Regions from separate parts of the Mus musculus genome. Here region 2 is linked to region 1. Evidence: chromatin loops called from intact Hi-C (ENCODE). Cell type or tissue: left cerebral cortex. All regions are shown on one strand. Each heading gives the region's core, and the rest is flanking DNA. Links, peaks and the distances in the headings are about the cores only. Region 1 overlaps Srgap3 (SLIT-ROBO Rho GTPase activating protein 3). Region 2 overlaps Srgap3 (SLIT-ROBO Rho GTPase activating protein 3).

Region 1 (8,333 bases), core at 327-8,326:
AGAAAACCCTTCACCCACCCCCCTAGAGACCCTGCCCTGTCACCCGGAGGCCAAAGGTCAACTGTACCCCCAGAAGGCACAGGGGAAGTTGGTGTGAAGACCCTTGAGTTTGTATACTGACTCAGGATGGTGAGATGCTGTGGTTGGGGGTGTGGGGGAGAACAGGAGGAAACAAACAAAACCCAAAACAGTAGTATGGAGTAGTTCAAACCTTACACGTGCTGTAGGGACAAATCTGTGCTGACTGTACAAGTTTTACTTCTCTCATCTTCAAAATATTTAATGGTTTTTTTTTTCCTCCTCGTTCTACTGATTATGCTTTGTCAGATTTGGAACTAAATGGGCAAGGAGGCATTCAGTCACATCATGTCTGTTTGAGAGCAGTCCACACTCTGTTCCCCGCTGGAGCCTCCAGTGCCCAGCCATCCCTTGGCCTCCATCCTAGGAGGACTGTGCTAGGAAGCACCGTAGGCTGGGATGCTATGAAAACGGCAGTGCTCCTCACCCTCCCTTCCCCTCCTCTTCTTCCATTCCTTCTAAAGCAGTTAATGTAGACAAACATGGTGGTAGAAACAAGGTACGTGATTCTGTAGTGTCACAGCAGCCTCCTGCATGGCTCTTGTTTGATTCCGTTTTACCTGCTTTTTTTGTTGTCTCCATTTTCCAGATATTTCCAGAATTGTTGGATAATGCACCACAGGCGAATCAAATCCTAGTGGGACCATTTCTACTCTCCCTCTGCATGCCAAACCAACCAAGGATATCTCCTTCTCCTCTTCCTCCTCCTCCTCCTCCTCCTCCTCCTCCTCCTCCTCCTCTTCTCTCTCTCTCTCTCTCTCTCTCTCTCTCTCTCTCACACACACACACACACACACACACACACACACACACACACACACACTGGCTGGTTCTCTGCCTACCTCCAAGTTTTACAATCCACAATCTGGAATCTGTGTCACAGCCCCCACAGGAGCCCTGTGACCCATAGCTACACCACTCCTGTCACCTACAGATGCTTTGAAGTGCCATCCTTGGCATTTCTTCCCTTTGGGTTTACTTCCACCATTTCTTGGGTCCTCCATTGAAAGGAATCTTGACCGCTTCCCCAGGGAGGGACCTAGTGAGTCATTGGTCCTTGAGTGTGGGGAGAATCACCCATTCTGCCTTGCCTGTACGATCAGCACTGAGTACACTGTGGAATCAAGAATGGGCTCCAAATGAGAATGCCAGGAAGATGCCCGAACCATCAAGCCTCCCCTTCCCTCTCAACTCCTGCTGTGATGGGCCCTCTGTTTTTTGAGCACATAAAGATATCTCCATTTTATAGTTGAAGACAGTAAGGCCTGGGGGTGGGAGGACTGGGACCTGCACAAGATATGCCAGATGGCCTAGTGGGCTGCATTGGGCTCAGGAAGCCCTCATTTCCAGGAATCTGCTATCTCTGCTATGCATCCGGGAGATAAGACTTCTTTTTTGTATCCCAGGGCTATTTCCAGATTTTTAAGTCCACTCACCTCCCAGGCAAAAATGCAATATTCTCTGCCTGGATACCAGATAGAAGCAAAATTGAGTTTACAAATCTATTACCGGACACACCTATTGCCAGTTACGCTGTGCAGATTTGTCTCTGGGTTGACTTATTTCATTTTCCTTACTGCCTCTCCCCCAAATGTCCCAAGAGCAGAGCCTCAGCTGTTTTCCTTAAGCATCTATCTTTCCCCCATTGGCAAGTGGCTGATGAATTCACATTTAGGGAAGCACACACACAGATGGCAGATGAGTCCCCAGCTCTTCCAACCCCCAATCTGAGCTTTGATGCAGAACAAATGGAAAAGCACTGTCCACCCCCATCCCCAACACACTTCTTCATCTGGTCCCCTTGCATGTCTCAGCCACCCCCAGGTCCCAACTCAGCCCCAACTCAGTCCCATCGGTGTCTATCTAGTGTGAGCATCTCCCTTCTGACTCCTGCCTGTTTTTAGTCCACTATATATTGCTGTATTTGTTAAATGCTGGAAAGTAACTGTTAAAATGTGAAACTGTAATTTTTTAAAATGAAGGCTACAATTACATTATAGCCATTGCCACTCACCAAATCTTTGCACCTAGTAGATAGATCGATGTAAAAACAAATACCAGAAACCTAATTGTACAGTGATTGGGGTGGGGGGTGTAGTAACATAGTTAGTAGTCCTCAATATAGCCAAGCGTACAAGGGGAAGTGGTGTCTACCAATGTTCATCACCATTATTGAGAGCTGTACTGATCAGTTAGTTTATAACGGGCATTTAAAAAATTTTATTTTGGCTTCATGGAATGATTTCTTAACCTCCAACTTACCCCGAGGTCAAGCCTTTTGTCTTTATGTATAACTAGTGTTCAGTCTGTTTTAGGAATGAACCAGCAAGATGTTCATTTAATTAAAACTGACCAAAGACAATTAATTCCTGGTCTAGTTTCCTGGGCACCGTGTGGCCCAGTTGCCACTAAAGACCTTTCTCCGATCAATTTGAGAACAAGCCGAGCTTCCAACCCGACTCACCCTCCCTGCCCTCCTTCTCTTTGTCCTCGTCGAGCTGCTCTGAGCTGTGGGATCCTGTGAACAACTGTCGTCTTTCCTTCTCTTCAGTGCTAACTTCTCACCTTGAAGCGCCTTTTGAGCCCCCCCGGACAGAGCACACAACTGGAGGGAATTGTGGGCGTGGGAATTAAGACGAGGGAGTCTTTTCTCTGAAGTCACTAAACCAGGGATCAGGAGGGAAACGGATTCCTAAGGAACGGAAAGGTTTATATCCAATGAAGAAATCAAATCGGAGCGGAAAGAGACACAGGGAAATGGAGCCATCCGTTGGCTACTGGCTGGAACCAGCAGTTCAGAGATCTGCCTTATAAACACTTTAGACTGGTGTGTGGTACGCAAGGGGAGCTGGTGGGAGAGAAGCCTGTCCAGATGTTCCCTTCCTTGGCATCTCCTAGAGTGCCTTGTTGGGTGCATCCCTTTCTTATTCAGGAGGCATGGATGCAGAGGACATATCGTGACTTGGTACTTGGTCATCATTGAGTGGCCAGCGCACATACATTTGGAACGAGTGCTGGAAAACTCTCCAAGGACTAACACAACAGCCCTCCCTCTCAGCCTTTCTGTTTCTAACTTCTCCTCTTCCAGATGGTTCCACACTAGAGCAAATGCCTCATTCTTCCGAAAAACCCAGAAAGGGGTGGAGTGGGGTGTCATTTCTAGCTGCGGTAGTGGGTCCTGTCGTACTGGGAGGAAAAGGTGTGACAGGGGAGGAAAAGGCAGAAAGGGGTGAACCAAGGCATTGCTTAGCTGATTTTCTGCTGTGCAGAGCTAAGGCTGACAGTTCGTGTTCACTTCCCTGTGGTTCTCTGGGGTCTCTTCTCCACTGAGATGAATTCCAAGTGGAGAATTCCACATACTCCAAGCTACCCATGGGAACTGCCAGAAGGGACTTCACTGTCAGTCCGAGACCTCCTGACCTCTTAAAGTTGATCTGCCAGCATACTGTTGTCCCATCCTTTGGGACTGGCCAAATGGCTATTGCAGTCCTTTGCTGACAACTCCTTTCTGTGCAAACTGTCCCAGGCAAATCACAAAGCTGTTCCTTGAAGTGGAACCACCAGATTGCACTTTCCTTCCCTGATGGATGTGGGTCGAGGCTAGCTCTGCTGCCCAGGCCCTCGTTCCAGGCAGTGTGACTGTTTACATGGTTTGGCAATAGGTTTGCTTCTGATTGCTTCAGAGTGGCTGGTCTGTTTTGTTTGCTTTGCTTTCTTTCTTCCCCCAAATTATGACAGGAAAAACAAACTGAAACCACCCTAGGAAATTGCTGGTTGCCTGTCCCCATGTGATGCTAACTGTTGCCCTCTTCTGGGTATCATTTCTCTACCTTATGACCAAAATGCCCGTCCTATAGAGTGTCTGATTGGATCCTCTGTTGCGTATTCTGATGGTGCCTGCTGGTTTGATGTGGAGCTATCCTGTGAAATAAAACAGCTTAACTTTTTCTCAAACATAGTCTGTGGTTGTTTACAAGCATAAGGACACACCCAGGGGAGTGGCCTTCTCCTCCTTCAGTCCACTCTGTCTGTACACCTCTTCCATCAGACTCCCTGAAAACACTCTAGTGTTGCAGGATATCCGATCCCTTTGTGAACACTGAGGTTGTGTTCTTTACTGAAGAGTGAAGAACTCTGTTTCCAGTTGTGGTGCAGCTCAGCACTTACCACCCACCTTTAATCCCTCTGGCTGGAATACAGACACACAGACAGGACCTTAGTACACACCTTTAATCCCAAACAATGAAAGTTTGTAGGAGGAGGCACTTGTTTGAAAGTGATGTCTAATTGAGTGACGAAGTGATGACTTAGAGAAAGTTTTGACACCTTTGTATATGCCCAACTCTCAGGAGAAGTGAGGAAACAGGCACCAGTCAAAGGAGCAGTGGTTTGCACAACAAAGGTTAGCCGCAGAAGTGGAGGATTGAGGATTTGAACCACCTGTTTGCCAAGTCGTGCATTTTTCATGTGCCTCACGCCTACTTTCACTGTATCCTCATGGCCCCAAGGCTGGGTCAGGTGTCCTTATCTACAAAGTGTCTTTCAGCCACCTGCTGCAGACTTCAGGGCCTGAAGTGCCCTCTGGTGGTTCTTCATGTAAGTCTCTGTGCGTGGGTCTTTGACTACCACAACCCACTGTGTGGTGATTTCTGCTAAGCCGGGCTCTTTGGCTATGGAACCTTCTAGAAGTTTACATTTTAATACACATTCTGCAATCCATTTACCTGTCATAGCAACCATGCTCATCTTGGAACCCCAAATTAGAAGCCTGTCATCCAACAAGTATCTTTTTATGTGCCTGGCCCCAAGTTAGCTGCTGGGGACACAGGTGGATGAGACCCAGTTTCTATCCTCCAGCTCTGAAGCCACTCACAGCCTGATTGTATAAAACGATCACCAACCAGTCAGTTCCAACTTAACAGATAACAGAACTGCACCTCTAACTCTGAGGCACAAAATTTGCACCAAGGGCAAACTTCAGCTGTTCAACTGCTTGACTGGCAAGGACACAAAATGTATGGCTGAAATGTTTGCTTCAGACTCAAATCTGTTTAATAAACTGGTTTGTGAATGGCAAAACTCTCCAACCCATGCAGCCCCAAGCAAGAGAATGTGTTAGCCTCCCATCTTAGATGCCCCAGACTGGGACTGTCTTCAAGTTTGGATTGAGGCAAGGATGAGATAAGCATTGTCTTGGGCTATTCTCAAGTCATTTCTTTGGGCTATTTCTCACCACAACCTGTCTCATATAATGGATGCTGGATGATGCTAAAAGTTTGCACTATGTGCACCCTCTCAGCCTCAGGAGAGCAAACATCTTGAGACTGACTGATCATCCATCCTTAAAATTGAGCCAACCCTAAAGTAGCTCAAGAGTTGGGCAGACAACTATAAGTAGGAATAGGAATACCTATGACCCTTAGTTACAAGGGTACTGTCATCCCTCTTCAGACTGTATCAGCAAAGAATAGCTTCCTATAAGAGATTAGGAGAGAGGATGTGCATACCCTGGGGGCCTGTGAGTAATAAGAAACAGTGATGGTTTTCTGTTCCACTCAATGTGAGGGTAGCGCTTACACAGCAGTCACTAACTGACTCAGTCAAATGCTCAGTCAAATACACTAAACTTTCCCACCTACCAGTGATGACACCCATCAAGTGTGTGCTGTGTGCTGAGTGCTTCATATGCCCTGGATCCATACTGGTACCCACCATGGTAAATTCTGTCCCTCTACTTTACAGTCAAGGGGACTGGAGCTCTCTACTAGGATTCCTCAGTATCATTTCTGCTGCCCCACTTGCTGCAGGACACAGTTCCCAGGATTCTGTGATCACCACGTGCCTGATCGTTGGGAGGTCTGGTTACTCTGACAGCCCCGTAAGGAGTTAAGTCTGTCCCAGCTTCTTCTCGGGGGAATATATCTATCATTGTTTGATTTCCATTAAATGCTGATATTGAGAACAATTCTAATTAACGCTCTACATTTGTGCCGTGTTGGCCTTTACTACTGTAGGAACACTTTCTGTTCTCTCATTTTTTTTCTACTCTGGCGCTCTGCCGAGCATATAGGTTTGCATTAGGTAGGATAGTGAATATATGAGACAGGAAGCTAAAGGCAGGAGAGGATTCAGACCCAAGTCTCAAGTCCAGGTGGAGGATGTATCCTAGCACAACTACTTTTCTTATGTAGCCCAGGACCACCTTCCCAGAGGTGGCTCCTCCCCCAGTGGGCTGGGTCCTCCTAAATCAATCTTTAACCAAGAAAATGCCTTATAGACTCGCCTACAGGCTGCCTCCGTTGACTTCCCTCTTCCCAGGTAACTCTAGCTTATGTTGACAAAAGTTGACAAAAACAAACCAACAAACAAAACCAAACCTGTACTGGCTGGTTTTGTGTCAACTTGACACAGCTGGAGTTATCACAGAGAAAGGAGCTTCAGTTGGGGAAGTGCCTCCATGAGATCCAGCTGTGGGGCATTTTCTCAATTAGTGACAGGGGGAGGGTGGTGCCATTCCTGGGATGGTAGTCCTGGGTTCTATAAGAGAGCAGGCTGAGCAAGCCAGGGGAAGCAAGCCAGTAAAGAACATCCCTCCATGGCCTCTGCATCAGCTCCTGCTTCCTGACCTGCTTGAGTTCCAGTCCTGACTTCCTTTGGTGATGAACAGCAATGTGGAAGTGTAAGCCGAATAAACCCTTTCCTCCCCAACTTGCTTCTTGGTCATGATGTTTGTGCAGGAATAAAAACCCTGACTAAGACAAAACCTAACTGGAACCAGGAGAAAAGAGGCCTCTGGCTCTCCTGACACTTGTTCCCCTCAGCCCTCAGCCCTCTCTCACATGTACACCAAACATAGCCACTCCACTCTTCTACAGCCCCTGCATGCAGATTGATGAGATTCTGTCAAGAATATATATGCAAAGGTTCTGACTGTAAATCTCAGCTTTGACGGACATCTGTAAATGACCTTGACACGGGGCACATAACATAATACAGCCTACCTTTGTTAGGAACCTGTGGCTACGAAGCGGCTGTGTGTGTTTCACAGAGCCATTTGAAAGGACAACCTGTAACACACACAGTCTATCCAAATGCTACTGTGTGGCCCTGGTGACTGTCACCTGCCTCACCTCTGTGCTCTGTGGAAAGGAAGAACAAGCTTCTAATGATTGGCCGCTTCACACTTATTTCAAAGGAAAAACTTTAGTCGAAATTCCACCACTTCAGGGCTGGAGAGATGGCTCAGCGGGTAAATGCACTGACTGCTCTTCCAGAGGTCCTGAGTTCAATTCCCAGCAACCACATGGTGGCTCACAACCATCTGGAATGGGATCTGATGCCCTCTTCTGGTGTGTCTGAAGACAGCTGTAGTGCACTCACATACATAAAATAAATGGATGTCTTTTTTTAAAAAAAAGAAATAAAAGAAATTCCACCATTTCCACTGGCCACTAACTGGAGTTAAGTCTCCTGCCCAGGCCAGCCTCAGCTTCCTTACCTCTAAGACAAGAGACTAGACAGGCTGATTATTATTGTTTCCTGCTCTGAGTTCCCACTTGAGGTATGGGCAGAGGCTGTAGAATCCCAGAGGGAATGTCAATCATCCCTGCTCTGCCCAGCATGCTTTTTAAAGGGCATAGCCGGATACCCCAGTGACTTTGGAGAATGCTTTCAGTATAGGCCTTATCTCCTTGCCCCAATGGACTGAGCCATAGATGGCCACTGACCCAAAGGGAAGTATGGTGGATAGGATAGTAACTCTGGCCCTTAGTGAGTTGAGCCAATAGATGGCCTTTTAAAGGAAGTTTTAGCAGAAGTTGCAAAACCCTGGGAGGTTAGCAGGAAGAACAAAAGATAAAAAGACCACAATGACAAGGTCAGGGGTGGGGAGGTGGGATTTATGGACAACAAGAGACCGAAGTCATGAGGGGTGAGATGTGACCCAGGAATAGCACAGCCCACGTAAATCATTAATCAAGAAAATGCACCACAGGCTTGCCCAGTGGCCAATCTGGTAGGGGACTTTTCTCAATTGAAGGTCTCTCTTTCCTGGCCCTTAGTGAGTCGAGCCAATAGAAGGCTTTTTAAAGGAAGTGTTAGCAGAAGTTACAAAATAAGGGTTGTAGGAAGGCCATGGTGGAGACCAGCACCTCTGAAAGCAAAGTCATGTGGACCTGGCATGAAAACAAACGGCATGTACCCACCCCACTGCCCTGAAATCCTCGGAGAGACCTCACCCTCCTCTTCTTGATATA
Region 2 (8,333 bases), core at 23-8,022, 64 kb before region 1:
GCTTCAGAATGTGGCCCTTCTTGGGGATCAAAGTATACCTAGACTGTATCTTTTAGAAGATGTTTCCTAGCAACTGATCCTCTTGATGCCCTATAAACCATGTCTCCTTATGGATGCTGTTGACTTCCAAGTTGTCTGTTATCTTTTGCACTTGAATGAGGATCTGAAGGATCTTCACCACTTTCCTTCCAGTATCTGGGCATCTGGAAAGCTGTGACAGGTACATGAATACCAAGAAAGGCAACAGAATTACTAGAAAAGGCCAGGCCTTAGGGGTCAACAGACCCAGCCTCTGGTCTCTGTTTTGTTTTGTTTTGTTTTCCCTTTTCATTTCTGATTTTATTAATTTGGATACTGTCCCTGTGCCCTCTGGTTAGTCTAGCTAAGGGTTTATCTATCTTGTTGATTTTCTCAAAGAACCAGCTCCTGGTTTTGTTGATTCTTTGTATAGTTCTTTTTGTTTCTATTTGGTTGATTTCAGCCCTGAGTTTGATTATTTCCTGCCATCTACTCCTCTTGGGTGTGTTTGCTTCTTTTTGTTCTAGTGCTTCCAGGTGTGCTGTCAAACTGCTAGTGTAAGCTCTCTTTACTTTCTTTTTGGAGGCACTCAGAGCTATGAGTTTTCCTCTTACTATTGCTTTCATTGTGTCCCATAAGTTTTGGTATGATGTATCTTCATTTTCACTAAATTCTAAAAAAACCTTTAATTTCTTTCTTCACCAAGTTATCATTGTTCAGCTTCCATGTGTATCTCTGATTTCCATTGGTTTTGTTGGTATTTCAGACCAGCCTTATTTTGTGCTGATCTGATAGGGCGCATGGGATTATTTCAGTCTTCTTGTATCTGTTGAGGCCTGTTTTGTGACCAATTATATGGTCAAGTTTGGAAGGTACCATGAGGTGCTGAGAAGAAGGTATTCTTTTGATTTAGGATGAAATGTTGTATAGATATCTGTTAGATCCATTTGCTTCATAACTTCTGTTAGTTTCACTCTGTCTCTGTTTAGTTTCTGTTTCCATGATTAGTCCATTGCTGAGAGTGGGGTGTTGAAATCTCCCACTATTATTGTGTGGAGTGTGATATGTGCTTTGAGCTTTAGTAAAGTTTCTTTTATGATGTGGGTACCCTTGCATTTGGAACATAGATGTTCAGAATTGAGAGTTCATCTTGGTAGATTTTTCCTTTGACCAGTATGAAGTGTCCTTATCTTTTTTGATAACTTTTGGTTGAAAGTTGATTTTATTTGATATTAGAATGGCTACTCCTGCTTGTTTCTTGGGACCATTTGCTTGAAAAATTGTTTTCCAACCTTTTACTCTGAGATAATGTCTGTCTTTGTCATTGAGGTGTGTTTCCTGTATGCAGCAAAATGCTGGGTCCTGCTTATGCATCCAGTCTGTTAGGCTGTGTTTTTTTTGAGGGGAATTAAGTCCATTGATGTTAAGAGATATTAAGGAAAAGTGATTGTTACTTACTGTTATTTTTATTGTTACAGGTGGAATTATGTTTGTGTGGCTATCTTCTTTTGGATTTGTTGAAAGATTATTTGCTTGTTTTTGTCTAGGGTGTAATTTCTCTCCTTGTGTTGGTATTTTCCATCTATTATCCTTTGTAGGGCTGGATTTATGGAAAGATATTGTGTAAATTTGGTTTGTCATGGAATATCTTGGTTTCTTTGTCTATGGTAATTGAGAGTTTTCCTGGGTATAGTAGCCTGGGCTGGCATTTGTGTTCTCTTAGGTTCTATATGACATCTGCCCAGGATCTTCTGGCTTTCATAGTCTCTGGTGAGAAGTCTGGTGTAATTCTGATAGTTCTGCCTTTGTATGTTACTTGACCTTTTTCCCTTACTGCTTTTAATATTCTTTCTTTGTTTAGTGCGTTTGGTGTTTTGATTATTATGTGGTGGGAGAAATTTCTTTTCTATTCCAGTCTATTTGAAGTTCTGTAGGCTTCTTGTATGTTTATGGGCATCTCTTTCTTTAGGTTAGGGAAGTTTTCTTCTATAATTCTGTTGAAGTTATTTACTGGCCCTTTAAGTTTGGAATCTTCACTGTCTTCTATACCTATTATCTTTAGGTTTCTTCTTCTCATTGTGTCCTAGATTTCCTGGATGTTTTCAGTTAGGAGATTTTTTTGCCTTTTGCAAAAAAGGACATATGCCCCACCCTAGTGTATAGCTTCTGAAGGCCAGTCACTATGCACATCTGTTTATAAAGTACCTATACATCCTCCCGTCCAAATGACACTAGGAGAGCATGAAGACACCCATCCTCTCCATAGACACCAAGGATGTTATAGGATAGTTGGGAATCCAAGTTCTTCTGAAGTCCTATGGACTTTAGGATTCTGTCATCCCTTTGCATGGTGGAAAAAGCATAGTAAGAGGGACCTACAATCCTGTGCTCATTAGACTCCCACAGTGGGGTCGGACATCTTGGCTTTGAACCTTGACTCCAGCAATGCTAGTGTTTTGACCTCAAGGAAGATGACTGAAGTGTTTTTAGGTCCTCCCTATAAATCAGAGTTCACAGGTGCCTTTTCATGGTTTTTGTTTTTTGTTTGGTTTGTTTTGGTTTGTTTTTTTTTGTTTTTTTGTTTGTTTGTTTGTTTGTTATTAATGAGAAATACTGTGGTGGATGTGGGTGCTTAGATCAAGGTTCATCATGTAGGAGGTGCTCAGTAAGCCTTATGTGACATTGCTGTTTAAACTGATGTCCCACTGTCTCCAAGAGTGTACTAAGGATGGCTTGAAATGCTCCTTCAATGGATGCAGATGATAGAAAGATGCTTGTAAACTTTGAAGTACCAGGCAAGCTTAAATACAACTTTACATGTCCTGAACTGGAACATCAAGTAGACTCTTGTAGGCTATTGAACTAAATTCTTACCCTACTGAAGTCTGTGTTTCAGGTCCAGTTGGTTCTGGGTATCTGTCTGTTTTGCACCTGTGGAAATATTCAGAAAGAAAAGTCTACACTGAGCATGAACAGACTTTCTTCTTACAATTATTCTCAGTAACTACTACATACTCAGTAATCTACTTACATAACATTTGCATTCCATTAAATATTGTACGTGACCTAGAGAGGACTTAAAGCCTACAGAAGGACACACTTAGGCTTTGTGCAGTTGTGGTACTGTTTATATAAGAGACTTGAACATTTGCAGATTTTGGCATCCATGAGGCAGACTGAGAACCAGCCCTTCATGAATACCAAAGGATAACTGTAATTAAATAAAGGCAACAATTGAGGGTTCCGGCATAAATCAACTCATTTCTGAGAGGCCTCTAAATACACTCTTCAGTGGCAGCTGTCTGCCATGTCACCATGTGCAGTTGGGTTCCCTGTTATCTTTGGGACCAGCCATCAATGGGATCATAGACAGTTGAGCCCCAGGTTCTCGGGTTTTATTCTTCATGCATGGGAGTTTTAGAACAGCCCAGGAAGGATCCTGGGAAGTTTGGCTTGTAGGGCATAGGAGGAGCATTGTGTGGCTCAAGGGTGTGTGTGTGAAAAATTGAGGTAATGGCAGGGGGTGGGTGGGGTGGGAGGAAGAAACCGAGGCAGGTGGAAAACATGGGAAGCGGAACACCCATCTGGGATGCTGCCCTGGTGCAGTTAGACAGATGCACATGTGGATGGCTGAGCAGAAGATCCAGCATGGCGTTTCTCAACCTTTCCAGTACTGTGACCCGTTAATACAGTTCCTCGTGTTGTGGTGGCCCCCCACCATCAAATTATTTTCATTGATACTTCATAACTGTAATTTTGACACTGTTATTATTATGCAAATACATGATATGTAATAGGTGGTCCCTGTGAAAAGATTGTACCCAAAGGGTTTGACACCCAGGGATTGAGAACCATTGATCTAGACACATGTAGAAATGCTTCTCCCACCCCAATGCATTACCCAGTGAGGATGATAGGTTGATGCTGAGATAAACAGACTTGGAAAGCTGAAGTAGAAAAGTTGATGTAGCAATCTTCACTGAACCCAGGAGGTGTGTGTGTGTGTGTGTGTGTGTGTGTGTGTGTGTGTGTAGATACAAGCAGCAGAAGCTGAATGCCTCTGAGCAGAGAGGGATCGTGGAGCATCTGAAGGGACAACTGCAGTAGGTGCTACCAACTCTTGACTATCTTCAATGCTTGCTGTGAACCACAGCCTAAAGACCCTGGGAACAACAGGACCTTGTCGCTCACCTGGAAGGCTGCACTCATTCCTTCTGGCCACTAGATGTCAAACACGTACCACTGACAATATTTTCTGGGCTGTGGGGTTTACAAAGAGTGTCCTGGAACTGGCATACTGGAGTGGATGAGATCAGTGAGAAGTGGGTTCTCAAAGCCCTGGGGGAAACTACTAAAGTGAGCCCTGTCGGGTGGGCTGCAGAGGAGTCTCCATCAAGATCTGAGAGGAAGCGCTGGCTACGTGTCTCATTCATAGGATGCTTTGTAAGCTTGGAAAGGTTTCAGGATGCAACTTCAGGCTCAGAATTCCCCCTGTTATAATCATATCCTGTTTTGTAATAGAAGCTGAGCAGCAGAGTGCAATTTGCTTTGTTGGAATTCTTTGTATAGCTAAGGTTGAATGTATTCCAGGGACCGCAGAGTATCTATTAGGTTATGTAACAGGGCCGTGTGCAAAGCCCATTTTAGGGCTTTTCCATTGACTTCAGGGTGGAGATAAGGAAGAAGGATACACGGATCACGTCTGGCAGGACTAGAGAGGATGGCCAGCAAGAGCCTGGCTTACCATATCACTTGTAGGTTGTCGTGGCTCTTCTTAATTTTTTGTTTATTAGCTCATGCTTGACACTTAGTAGGGCCTCAGTGATGTGATGATGATAATGATGATGAGGGTGATAATGATGTCACTCACGATAAAGCTGTTTCACCTGAGGAGCATCTTCATTTCCAGCCCTAAGGGACTCTGTGCAGAAGTAAAGAGGCTAAGGTGAATGTGTAATGGGAAAGCAAGAGTTCTGTGGCCCTTGGGGTGGGGCCAGGGACCACAGAATGTACCGTGCTGAGCCATAATGGCCTATTGGTTTCTTGTACGCATTGTCCTCAGGTCATGAAAACCTACCACATGTACCATGCAGAGAGCATCAGTGCAGAAAGCAAGCTGAAGGAGGCTGAGAAGCAGGAGGAGAAACAGTTTAACAAGTCAGGAGAGCTAAGCATGAACCTGCTCCGGCACGAGGACAGACCCCAGCGCCGCAGCTCCGTGAAGAAGATTGAGAAGATGAAGGAGAAGGTGAGTGAGAGGAATGGGGCAAAGCACGGAGAGGAGAGCGGTGCTCTCAGCCGCTCCTCCTTCGCATGAAGGATGAAGGAGCCTGGCCTGGTTCCATTTGTGTGGCTGGGATAAAACATCCTGACAAAAAGCAACTTAGTGGAGAAAGAGTTACTTTAACTCACACTTACAGTCTACGACAGCAGAGATATCCAGGGAGCAGGTCCTGAAAACGGTTTCTCATATCACATCCACAATCAAGGGCAGAGAGGATGGAACACATGTGCTCACACAATTGCTCGCTTATGCTAAGCTAGCTTGATTCACTTAACAAAGTTCAGGACCCAGCCAATGAGGTGGTGTCACCACATTCAGGGTGGGTCTTCCCATCTCACGTCACTCAGTTAAGACAATCTCCTCTAGGCGTGTCCAGAATCCAACCCAATGTAGACAGTTCCTCATTGACACTCTCTTCCTGGGCAATTCTGGGTTGTCAGGTTAACATTTAAAGCCGTCACAAGTCTGTTGTGAAATTGCCATTGCTGTGTCAAAGACCATAGCTTCAGAATCACTGTGTATGGGTGCTGCAAGGCTTTTTGTAGGCATGGTGGAGGGAGCTCAAGATTTGGAGCCTGGGGTTTATTCGTTTGTTTACTTGCGTACATTGTATGCAAGTGTATGCACAATCGTATGCAGATGTGGTCCTCACCGTCTTGTGTCTATGTAGAGACCAGAGGGTGACATCAAATACCTTCCTCTATTGCACTCTGCCTTCCTGTTTGAGACAGGGTCTGTCTCTGAACCTGTAGTTCATTGGCTAGACTGGCTGTCCATCAAGCCCCCAGGAGTCTCCTGTCTCTGCCCCTCCGCCAGCTCTGGGGTTACAGACCTACATTTAGTTTCCACATGGATGTCAGGGATCCAAACAGGTCTTTATGCACACACAGCCACCACTTCACCCACTGAGCCCTCTCTGCCACCTCTGAGCTGGGGTTTTAAATGCTACATTAACACTGATCCCTGAGTTTCAGTTGTTAAATCTGATAAATACGTCTCATTGCTCATGTTGGCTCTGATAAATTGATAACGGCTGCCCAGGATGCTCTATTGAGGATTCTGAAGCTATATCAAGGCTTAGCTGAAAAGGTGCTGAGATCGGTTAATGATGTCTGCTATGGCCAGAGAGTTTTGAAGGGCAGGACACATCTGTGACTTCTAACTCTCCTTTCTTCTTCAAAAGCTATAATCTTCTTGCTGAATCTCTATATCCATCTATTCCCCAGCACCAGGAAACATTTGCAGAGTTCTTCTATATGCCAGCCACTGTGTCTGATGTTTATCTGCTCTTCCATGGGCCTAACTCTATGATTATAGGATCCGTTAGAAATTACAGACTGGATGGGAACAAAACCCAATAGAACCTGGGTAAACAGGGAAGCATATAAAAGTGTGTGTGTGTGTGTGTGTGTGTGTGTGTGTGTGTGTGTGCATGTCCTGGTATAATTTTTGAAATTGAGGAAGACCCAAAATCCAGACAAAGATGTCATACCAAAATGGGCAATAAATAAAGTTGAATAGACATTTCTTTTTTTAATATTTTATGTCTATGGGTGTTTTGTCAACATGCATATATACACCCCACTTGTATACCTGGTGCCCTCAGAGACTAGAAGAGGATTCATATTCCCTGGAACTGCAGTTATAAGCAGTTGTGAACCACCATGTGGGTGCTGGGAATCAAACCTGGGTCCTCTAGAACAGCCACTGATCTTACCTCTTGAGCCATCTCTTTAACATCTGAATAGACAATCCTTAGGACCCTGTCTAGGTGGTCTGTAAATACAGAGCAGTCTGCGTGGCATCACTAAGGATGAAGGAAATGTAAACAAAAACCATAGCTCAATAGTGCTTCACAAGCCACCAGAAGGACCACGATAACAAAGGCTGGCAGGAAGAAGCAGGGATGCAGATGTGGAAATCAGGGAACCTTGCACCAGTGTCAGGGACAGGTTGTGTATGTGGGTGGTTCTGTCACTGTGGAAAGCCATCTGGTTGCTCTTCAGTGGACCAGGCTACCATGTGTCTCAGTAGCACCTCTCCTGGGTGTCTGCCCCTGGGGCATGAAAACATATTTGTATAAAAATTTGTATGTGAATGTTCACAGTAGCACTGTTCATCATACCCAAAAGATGAAAACTACTTGAATGGAACTCAATCATGAAAAGGAATGAAGTCCTGATACAAGCCACAATGTGGATGAACCCCAAAGTGAAAGAAGCCAGACACAAAAGGCCACATGCTCTACAAAATAACTTATGTAAAATGTCCGGAATAGACACACCGAGAGACACGGGAAGTAGATTGTTGGTAATCTGAGGAATTGGAGGAGAATGAGAGTGTGGCTGCTCACTGGGGCAAGGTTTCTCTCCAGAGGAAGTGCCTGGGTGGAAAGATACTGGCTAAGATTGTAGAGGCTCATTCCTGGTGTAGTCATATGCTAATTAGCAACTTGGCTCCTGGACAAGCCACTTTTCTTCTTGAGTTCTCATTTCCTTGCCTATAAATAGATGAGTTCAGCTAAGATGCCATGACTGTCCTTTTCAATTCTAAAATGAACTCAGTCCAGGAAAGTGGTCTCAAGGTCACAGTGAGTCCCTAGATAGGGTCAAGAGTATCCAGACTGTGTGGATGGGTGTCTCGCTGTTACTGGATGTGAATTCCAGGAGACATATGCTGAATGATCCCCGAGTAAGAGGATCTAGGAGCAAGTCAGAGGAGATGCTGGAGGACAATTTCAAGGTTGGCCATGGAACTGGTATACTCCAAAGCTAAATCTCACAAGGAATGAGGAATGGAAAGGAGCAGCTAGCATGTTTTCTTTAAAGAGACCCTGCCCCAAGACGCCTCAGTCTGAAAGGGCAGTTATCCATTGTGCCTTCTCTTGCTCCTCCCTTCTGGGCTGGCTAAGCATAAAAGTGGCTTTGCCAAGATTCTGGGTGCTCTACCCTGTTTGTCCTTTCATTCAGACCCAGACTTTCTCCTTCTTGTCTGCTTTTTCTCCTCCTCCCCTTCCCCCTCTTCTTAAAAA

The links. A loop is a pair of places that touch in the nucleus more often than their neighbours do. Peaks named below come from ENCODE experiments on the same cell type or tissue, not always from the same donor. Only the 100,000 strongest peaks of a DNase experiment are listed, where the experiment ranks them.
Region 2: a loop joins it to region 1, with 2.2 times the contacts of the local background. A loop is called at or near these places in 10 of 42 quality-filtered maps.

What each region holds. Positions count from the first base shown.
Region 1 is chr6:112,713,670-112,722,002 of GRCm38, reverse strand. It overlaps Srgap3 (SLIT-ROBO Rho GTPase activating protein 3), which reads left to right. Exons shown (of 22, transcript NM_080448.4): 22 at 1-4,032. It also overlaps the pseudogene LOC108169181. Among named protein-coding and RNA genes, the nearest start is that of Gm26799, 18 kb to the right of the region's middle. In left cerebral cortex, for the core only: a CTCF peak has its summit at 4,667 (motif pointing left); DNase peaks (open chromatin) are centred at 1,400, 1,808, 3,075 and 4,640; H3K27ac peaks cover 1,435 bases.
Region 2 is chr6:112,777,806-112,786,138 of GRCm38, reverse strand. Srgap3 (SLIT-ROBO Rho GTPase activating protein 3) reads left to right here. Exons shown (of 22, transcript NM_080448.4): 5 at 5,081-5,266. Among named protein-coding and RNA genes, the nearest start is that of Gm26799, 82 kb to the right of the region's middle. In left cerebral cortex, for the core only: a CTCF peak has its summit at 4,243 (motif pointing right); DNase peaks (open chromatin) are centred at 4,449 and 7,738; H3K27ac peaks cover 1,369 bases.